Linked DNA regions of Homo sapiens: all the other regions are linked to region 2. A link is a contact called in ENCODE Hi-C or POLR2A ChIA-PET data. All regions are on one chromosome and are shown on one strand. Each heading gives the region's core, a stretch centred on a gene start or an enhancer-like site at or near the end of the contact. The rest is flanking DNA. Distances are from core to core; before and after follow the strand shown. Region 1 holds the start of TTC8 (tetratricopeptide repeat domain 8). Region 2 holds the start of FOXN3 (forkhead box N3). Region 3 holds the start of ZC3H14 (zinc finger CCCH-type containing 14).

Region 1 (2,974 bases), core at 214-2,713, 590 kb after region 2:
CGGTAGTCTGAGGCAGGAGAATCGCTTGAACCTGGGAGGCGGAGGTTGCAGACAGCCGAGATCGCGCCGTGCCACTGCACTCCAGCCTGGGCGACAGAGCGAGACTCCGTCTCAAAAAAAAATAAAAAAAAATAAAAAAAATTTAAAAAAACCTTGGAAAAATGCTTGTCTACAGAAATATAGTCCTATTAATTAATGTGAACTAACAACAGAACCTAGCTTTGTATTACCACTAACGTAGGCTGTTCTAAGAGAGATGTACTATCTGAAAGACAAAATGTTCATCTCAGCAGGTTATCATCCATCATCCATTTGCTGGGAGCTAAGGCAGAGCCTAGTAACAGCATTCACACTCAGGCCTCCGCTTTTGTAACTCCCTTCAATTTTCCATTTTTTCTAACATCTCCAAGGCAACACCACTAGAGGAAAAGCTAGGGAACTAGAACTACGTAGGTATATTCCGCACTTACTAAAAGCACTGACAAACTGCCGCAGCGCTACTTCTGTTCTCCCATTTTCTCCTTTTTTGCCTATTCCAGGAGCCACCTGCCCACCAGAATTGTACCGCTCACGTACATTGTATACTACCTTTTCCACTCGCTATACACATTACTCTAGTTTAAGTTCTCTTTTCATCAATGCCATCATTCCTTCTTGTAAGGAGCCTTTCTTTCCCATTTCTCCCTCCTACAATTAGAGCTTCCCTTGCCTAGGTAATTTTTTAAATAATGAATGTATCTTTCTCCCTCCTAGATTCTCATTCTTCTAATTTGCATATTTGCCTCAAGCTAAACTCATGGCCTCCTTCACTCTTGGACAACAGTCTAAAGATGAGGTGGGAGGATCACATGTTCGATCCAAAAGGAAGAAGGCAGCTATGTTAACAGGAGGTGGAGAGTCACAGATCTTTGTTTATGCATATTTTTTAGAAATTAACAACGCACACGCTGAGAGCTTAAAGCCCATCAATATGCAAGTATAAACGAATTATCAAAGTTCCTCGTCAAGTAAAGTTCAGGGCTCTCATTCTGGGACACGTATAGGGGAGGGGAGGCTGAAAATTGTGAGGAGGGGGCGGTCATGGCACAGAACTTGCTATCCCCGTGGACGTGGCGGACAGCGGACCCGCTAGTCACAGCTCCACAAGGTCTCGCTCCGGGCGCCTCCGAGGGCCGAACGGTCAGCCCCGCCTCGGGCCTTCCTCCCCGGCCTCCCAACCCGGGGCTGGGATATGCCCCAGACCCCGCAGCCTCAGCGTCAGGATGCACAGGCTGACGGGAGCTGGCCGGTACCTGGTCATAAGGGGACTTCTCCAGCATCTGCGTGCATAGATCGGCGCAGAGCTGGAACTTCCTGCGCCTAAAATAGCTCCAGGCCAGGAGCAGCGGCTCCATCTCCGAGCTCATGGCTGCCGGTGCGGCCAGCGAAGGCCCAGCGCTCCAGGAGAGAGGTGGGCGTGGAGTGAAGAGCTGGCGGCGTCCGACTCTGCCCGGCAACCCGCGACGGCTGGGGCCTTGTCCGAGAGGTGCCCGCAGCGCGCCTGAGAACAGGAAAAAGAAAAACAACCGCAAGCAGAACTCGGCTACAGGGCTTGCCTAAACTTGGTTGGAAAAAGATGTCTACTTTTAAAGGCTACAGGTTTCATTGATTTTGAAAAGAAGGCACCGCGGCTAAACAAAAAGGTAGTGAGTTAGACACCTGCCCCTGGGGTCCCCCACCCTCCCAGGAGGCGCAGCTGCCTAGCAACCGAATGCTCTGCCTGCCCTGCAGGTCCGGAAGAGTCCCTGGAGTTGATCTCTGTCTGGTGTCTGTCCTACTTCTTCCATTCGCTCGTTTCCATCCCTTTCGCTTTACCTTCCGATTCTAGAAATACAAACAAGTAAACAGCTTCCACAGTACCATCCACCCATCAAGACCTAAAGTCCTAAATCCTGAAATTGTCCGCTGTTTCTCGAGGTCCTTCCCACCGAATCTCAACATCTGAACTGCAAGTGGTTTGCTTTTACTCATTTTACAGATGAGAAACTGAGATAGACTCAGAGAAGAGAAATTATTAAAATTGCATTGAGTTAGGGAGCTGGAACTGCAATCTGGTTGACTACAAGTTGCTAATACATTTGTTAATTCGACTCACATGGTGATTCCGGATTGTAAATTGGTGACAGTTTTACCAAACTAGATAATGTGTGCAAAATAATAATAATAATAATAATAATAATAATTTTTAAAAGCTTTGTGAAACATCGTCTCCTGGCACTTGCTGTTTGGCAAGGGTTTACTTGTGCAGAGTGATTTCTTCAAACACAATTCTGACTTTTCTCTAGAAATTTGCACAGATGACAAATATGCTTAAAATTGCAATGGTTATGAAAAGAGAGGTGTGACCGGCTAAATCCAGGTAGGCTTTTCTCAAACCACTGGGGTCTGAGAAAACATTAGACATTCTATTTAATCCACATATTTATATTTTTCATAGGTATTAAAATGAAACTTATGCTTCTAAACTAAGAAATTTATTGTTACCTTTTATTCTCTACTAAGCAGTCTTTCTTGAATTGTTGTATTTTGGAAGTCAGTAATTATCAGGATTGTCATTGTTACAGTTAAGTGTATTGTCATTAGTCTATTTGTGTTCTCCTGGAACTGCCGGTAGAAATGTAATCTCCCTAAAGGTCCTAATGAAGCAGCCCATGGTTTCTGAGTGTCAAATTTTTAAGAACGCACATGCCGACAATTGACAATTGGGCTCAATATTTCACAGCGTCTTTTTGTTTTCTGGTACACTGTAAGCAGATTACTATGTAAGTGATTTTCAACCCTACTAGAGAAAGTGAAGCACAGAGAAACCCTTTAAAAGGGTCAGTTTCACAAATGATGCTAGATCTCAGTTCATAGATCCTTATCTTTTACTCTCTAGCATATAGTCAGATGTTCTAAATAAACTTTTTTAAAGAATAGTTTTCGATTTACAGAA
Region 2 (2,896 bases), core at 238-2,737:
TAACCCTGAGAATCTCTGGCGTGAGACTTCAAAGATCATCTGACTTGTCTCTGCCACCTTGTGCCTTTTGCTTAGTGACTTTGGGTAGGTCGCATCAAGTGCTCAGTAATCAAAGGGGTGGGGCTGGATGACCTCAGGCTACCCCTGGGCTTCCACCTCCTAATTGTCTCCAGATGGGGAGATGCCACACAACTTGGAAGTAGTAAGGTCTCCGGTGAGTCTGAAAGGCACATCTTTGCTGAAGACTTGTCACCTGCCCTCTTGAACCTTTGTTAGGGGGAATGACTCTCAGATTGGGGGGGGGGGGTCTATTTTTTGAGACAGAAAAAATTTTCAGAAGCCTAACTGGTGTTTCCCTTAGTCCCTCCTTTTGGCTAGGTTTAAAAGTACTGCATGCTAGAAAGCTTTCTCCAGGTCTACTCGCTGTTTTTTTCTGTAGTTTTCAGACCGCTCACGATGTCCTGTCCACTGGCTCAGGAGGGGGTGGCAGGAAGGGTGCCCTGGGCTTCTCCTCTGTAGAGGAACCAACCAATTTGGCTACCTGGGAGTAATGTGCAATCACATTTTTATTTTTGTCACCACCAGGGTGTCCTGTTGGACTCTCTCCTCTCATCCTCTCCCAAGGCGGCTGGTTGGTGTGGCTTTAGCAGTGGGTGCTATTATTTGGAGGTGCCTAGAGACTTAGAGTGGTGGCTGCACCATTTCGCTGGGTGGCTTGCGAATTGTCAGTCTGGTTCCTGAGAGCTCAAACTGAGATGGAAATGAGACCTGTTTTCTCTCTAGGCCGGCCGGGGCGTTCCGCACAACCCACTTGAGAGGCCCCACCGGCGTGGCCTTTAGGACGGTGCCTCTTGTCTTGTAATGGCCACCGGCCCTCCCTCGGGAGACACGCGGCCACCTGGGTGGGACGCTGCGGTGCTTACCTCCGGGACACGAGGTGGTCGCTGGGAGAGGGCTCGGAAGGCCCTGGGGGTCCTATCAGGACGCAGCACTGGGGAGACGTGGAATCTCCTCTTCTCACCCCCACAAGCCTCGCCCGCATCGTAATTCTTTTTATTTTTACTTTCGAGCCATGTAAGGCATGCAGATGGGGTAGGAGCGTTCCCGCGACACGTTGCCAGCAGCGCAGCGCCGGCCCGCTCGTGTGGCCGGAGCCCGGGGAGGGGACAGGGCACGCGCCGCCTGACCCACCTGCCCCACCGCCCACGGTCGCGGCCGCCCTGGGTCGCGGGACCCGCGCCGGTCACCCCCGCCCCGCGGGGCCCAAGAGGCGAGGCCGCGCGGCCCAGCCCCGGCCTCCGCCCTGGCTGAGTGCTGGGGCGCGCGAGGGGCGCGGGCAGGGTCCGCCCCGGCGGGTCAGTGCCCCGCGCCCCAGGCCGCTGGCGGCCAGGCCCACGTTTTCCCTTTCTCCGGCTCCCTCCGCCCTCCGCTCTGTCCCTCCCTCCGCCCTCCTCCCTCCCCGCGCTTCCCCTCCTCCTGCCTGGTCATGTGTCGCCTTTTTTTGTTTGCAGTGGAAACAATTTCTCGCCGCTCGGCGCGCCCCGGCCCGACGCGCCGCGGCGGAGGCGAGCGGGAGGCGGGACGGGGCGGGGAGAGCGGCGGGGCCGGCGGGAGGACGCGCGGCGCGCCCGGCGGACGCCGCAGGTCCCATGCCGCGCCGCGACCCCCGCGCCCCTGCCGCCCGCGCCCGCGGCCGCCCCCCGCCGCCCGCCGCCCCGGGCTCGCCGCGCCGCGCCCGCGCGTCCTTAGCGGGGCCACCGAGCGATGCCCGCCGGGCGCCCGCGAAAGTTTGTCGGCTCCTGCTGAAGGGCAGCGGCGCCCCCGCACCCCCGTGCCCCGCTCCGGCCAGGTGAGTTTGCACCCCGCTCCTGCCGGCTCCCGCGTGGGCTCGGGGGGCACCCGGGGCGGGAGGCGCGTCCGAGACGGTCCTGGAGACTACCTCGCCGCTCTGGGAAGACGAGGGACCCCGCAGGTCCTGGGGGGAGGGTCGGGTGTGGACCCCGGGAGCCCCCGAGCCGGGAAGTTGCCGGGTCCGAAGAGTTTCCTGCCCCGACGTGCGTGCTGCTTCCCGGTGCCTCGGTTTCCGAAAAGACGCCCGCAAGGAACAGAGTTGGTATTGTCTGCGGAGGACGGGGTCCCCGCCGTTCCGGGCCGGGGAGGGGGTTCCGATCAAGTGGAGACCCCAAGATGAGAAACAGGCTCCTAACAAAGATCACCCCCCGGCCAAACTGTGCAGACTTGGCACAGGCAACGAACGTCTCCGGAGACCCCCGAGGCCCGACCCCCCTCATCCCGGCCCTGTTTGAAACCCTCCTTGGGCCCTGGATAAGTTGGGGGACGGCGGGCTTTTATTGATTTGTTTTCGAGGCTCGCCGCGGTGCGGCCAATAAAAGGTTTATGACATCTGACCGGCAGTGAAGGTATGCGAGCTCCCAATTGCCCTGTATATGGGGATAAGAGCAGTTTCCCCCGTTGCCCGGCAACGCCGCTGATTGACGCGGGGTGCAGCCAATCGCCACTCCCGCAGGTCCCCTTGAAATGTTTTTGACAAGTACAGTAGACGAGAGTGAAGCGCGTGCGTGCGCGCGCGCGCGTGCTGGGTGGGCGGGGGTGACCCGGCCCCCCAAACTCGCTACTGCTCGGCTCTGGGAAGATTTCTTAACTTTTTAAAGTTCGCATCGAACATCTGTTCAGAGCTGGGCCAGTAATGTCTTTGTCAGTTATTTGGAGACCTTCTGTTTACTAGGCGAGAAACTAAGCTTTCTTGCCGCATTTTCTCCGTTAAAAAATAAAGAGGGTAACAAAACACAGCAAGTCATAAAAAAAACAAAAGAGGGTGTGTGTGTGTGTGTGTGTGTGTGTGTGTGTGTGTAGAGAAAAGTTGTAAGGAGGTCAC
Region 3 (3,015 bases), core at 129-2,628, 850 kb after region 2:
TTTACACAGTCAAAGATACTGCCACTTACCTTCCAGGATTCTCGTAGGGATTATCCTGAGTTAATACATATACAATAGTTAAGCACAGTACCTGACCCAGAGTAAACACTCAAATTATAAAAGAATAAAGAGACGGAAAAAGCCTTACTGTTTCAGAGAGAGAGGGAAAACATAAAGAGATCGGAAAATAAAACTCACTGAACCATTACAGAAGCAAATGCCAGAAAGCATCAAACATTCACATCCAACATCAGAGTTCTAAAAACAAATGTCAAGAGGAAAGTAACAAGAATAGGAAACTTTAAACAGGCATGGTGGCTCACACCAGTAATCCCCGCACTCCCAGCACCTAGGGAGGCTAAGGTCAGATAATTGCTTGAGCCCAGGAGTTAAGACCAGCCTGGGCAACGTAGCGAGACCCGTCCCTAGAATTTAAAATGAGAGAGAGAGAGAATAGGAAAAACATAAAATAAAATTCGGTCAAACAGAGCCTTAACGGAGGAAACTAAATTTCAAAACACCATAACAGAAGGAGGTTTGGGAGAAAAAAAACAAGGTTGCAAAAAGATGATAAAGAAGTAACCAGGGAGTATAAGATTTGAAGAAGGTAGAAGGGAGTCTCTCCCAATGTCCAAAGTACGGTGAGAAATACGCATTCACTAAAATTCTATTAGCTGCAAACTCTAAATTCTGTAAGACTAACAACCAAAAAAACACTTACCAACATAAGCTCCTAATTCTTGTAATTTCCCCTTAATGGCACTCTGAGAGAAAAAGAGCAAACGTGCATGTGAGAAAGGCGGCTCTAGGAAAACAAGACCGGACTCTGCAGCGGCTGAGGCCACTTTGCTGGTGCGCGCACCTCGGATCCCCCGGGCGGGGGCTGGGAGGAGCCTCGCCTGCACCGCCCCCCACCCCGCACCCCACTCCAGCTCCAGCCCCAGCCCCGCGGCGCCCACCTCCCGCAGCGGATCCAAAGCGGCGCCGTGCGCCGCGGTGGTGGCTCCAGCCGGGCCTGCGCCTGTCCTTCCATTTCCCGGCGGCTACTTCAGCCGCAGCCACGCTCCGAGGCCGCAAATGTCCCCAGGGCCGAGGCGGCCTGGACGAGGAGGAGCCGCAGCCCGCCAGGAGCGTCCAGCGGAGGCCAGGCCGCGGCGTCCACCCGGGCCCACAGTCCCCGTTACTCCTGACAACCGCCCGCTCGCCGAGACCTGGCTTCCCACCCCCGACCGGCACGGGCCTCACCCGGATCTTGCGGCTGATCTCGGTGCCGATCTCCATGGCTCTGCGGCGTGCGGGAACTCAGCACTGCGCGGCGCTTGGCTTACCCGGAGGCTGCCGCGGACTCCTACCCCGCAGCCGGGACACCACCGCCTCCTCCTCCGTTCCGCCCCCGGCCGCGCACACGGCGTATCCCCGCCCCGGCCGGCACTGCGCGCCGGAGTGAACGCGCATGCGCCCGTGTCCGCGCCTGCGCACGCCTTCTACCCGCGAAACCTGTGCTCAGGCAAGGAGGGCGGCGGCGTGCGCGTGCGGGTGGTCTTGCAGCTCCGCCTCCCGGGCACCTCGGGGACCTTTCGTTAGTCTCTCTGCTGGCCCTCCGCTTATTCATTTTATTCTCTCTTGGATGGTAAGAATGAATTAAATGTGTAGCAGAAAGATCTTGGGCTGTGATATGAGACGCGAGTTCAAATCCAGCCCTCACTTACTGTCAGTATGGTATCGGTCCAGGTATTTCAACTTTTCTTACCTGTAAAATGGAGTCTGCCCATTAGAGGTTGCACTGCAATTACCCTTGAAGGGAAAATGGACTATCCAGAGCAACAGAGCCAATCCGTCAACTCTTTGACTCTGCAGTACACTGGCCCTCCTGGGTTTGGTTCTGCCTTCCTTCTTCCAGGGCCACCCGTGGCCTCTCCCCGAGACGAATCCCATCCTCCTGCTTCTCTGAACACCCTCCGTGGGACAACACTTTTGTTCTTAGGACTTAAGTTGTCAACTCTGTGCTGATAATGACCGAATTTTCCATCAGCCTTGAATTCTCACACAAACCCCACTCCCAAATTCTAAGTAACTACTCTTATTTTCTCCCAACTCAGCGCTTAGACAGAAGTCGCCTTCATCTCCCCTTCCTCCACTCAATAGGTTACTACTGTTGATTCCCCTATTTGTATCAATAGCCGAATTCTCCCTATCCCTGATCACAAAACCTGGGAAACAGAGGAAGCACAGAGAGGTCTCCTTTCTCCCTCATATCCACTAATTCCTGAGAGTGGTCTCTGTTATCCATTGCTGCATAACAGATGACCACAAATTTAGCAGCTTAAAACACAAACGTTTATCATCTCATGGTTTCCGTGGGTCAACCTCACTGGGTCCTCTGCTCAGGGTCTCACAAGGCTACAATCGTGTCAGGCAGGCTGTATTCTCATCTGGAGGCTTGACTGAGGAGGAATCTATGTTCAGGCTCATTCAGGTTGTTAGCAAGAATTCATTTCTGGCTGAGTGCGGTGGCTCATGCCTGTAATCCCAGCAGTTTGGGAGGCTTAGGCTGGCGGATCACTTGAGACCAGGAGTTCGTGACCAGCCTGGGCAACATGGCAAAAACATGTCTCTTCAAAAGTACAAAAAATTAGCTGGGCGTGGTGGCATGCACTTCTAGTCTCAGCTAGTTGGGAAGCCGAGAGGGGAGGATTGCTTGAGCCTGGGAGGCAGAGGTTGCAGTGAGCCAAGATCATGCCACTACAGCCTTGATGAGAGAGTGAGACCCTGTCTCAGGAAAAAAAAAAATAATTCATTTCCTTGTGGCTTTATGAGTAAGGACCCAGATTTTTTTCTGGCTATCATCTGGAAGCCACTCTCAAGTCCTAGAGGCTGCCCACAGTTCTTTGCCAAAGGGTTCACTAACATGTCTGTTCACTTACGCCAGTAAAAGCCAGGCACAGTGGCTCATGCCTGTAATTTCAGCTCAGTGAAGTAGAGGTGGGAGGATCACTTGAGACCAGAAGTTTGAGA

Evidence for each region. Hi-C counts contacts between places; a loop is a spot of excess contacts on that map. ChIA-PET counts read pairs that join two places held with the same protein, here RNA polymerase II (POLR2A). Pooled maps may share reads with other maps.
Region 1: a map of CD4-positive, alpha-beta T cell shows a loop between it and region 2 (5-fold over the local background). The contact joins the promoter of TTC8 here to the promoter of FOXN3 in region 2. A Hi-C loop is called at or near these places in 2 of 168 maps with a recorded cell type or tissue (CD4-positive, alpha-beta T cell and ascending aorta), 1 of 37 single-sample maps with no recorded cell type and 10 of 50 pooled maps. POLR2A ChIA-PET finds 5 or more read pairs at or near these places in 1 of 52 experiments (activated B cell).
Region 3: a pooled map shows a loop between it and region 2 (10-fold over the local background). The contact joins the promoter of ZC3H14 here to the promoter of FOXN3 in region 2. A Hi-C loop is called at or near these places in 2 of 168 maps with a recorded cell type or tissue (CD8-positive, alpha-beta T cell and naive thymus-derived CD4-positive, alpha-beta T cell) and 10 of 50 pooled maps.

Annotation. Positions count from the first base shown.
Region 1 is chr14:88,823,140-88,826,113 of GRCh38, reverse strand. It overlaps TTC8 (tetratricopeptide repeat domain 8), which reads right to left and starts at 1,463. Exons shown (of 15, transcript NM_144596.4): 1 at 1,293-1,463. The coding sequence starts at 1,406. RefSeq lists an enhancer at 1,452-1,811.
Region 2 is chr14:89,415,824-89,418,719 of GRCh38, reverse strand. It overlaps FOXN3 (forkhead box N3), which reads left to right and starts at 1,487. Exons shown (of 6, transcript NM_005197.4): 1 at 1,487-1,849. FOXN3-AS1 (FOXN3 antisense RNA 1) reads right to left here and starts at 1,366. Exons shown (of 2, transcript NR_036500.1): 1 at 924-1,366. RefSeq lists silencers at 1,106-1,395, 1,436-1,645 and enhancers at 1,341-1,635, 1,260-1,792, 1,793-2,326, 2,341-2,635.
Region 3 is chr14:88,561,400-88,564,414 of GRCh38, reverse strand. ZC3H14 (zinc finger CCCH-type containing 14) reads right to left here and starts at 1,378. Exons shown (of 17, transcript NM_024824.5): 1 at 1,246-1,378; 2 at 722-764. The coding sequence starts at 1,281. RefSeq lists a silencer at 880-1,589.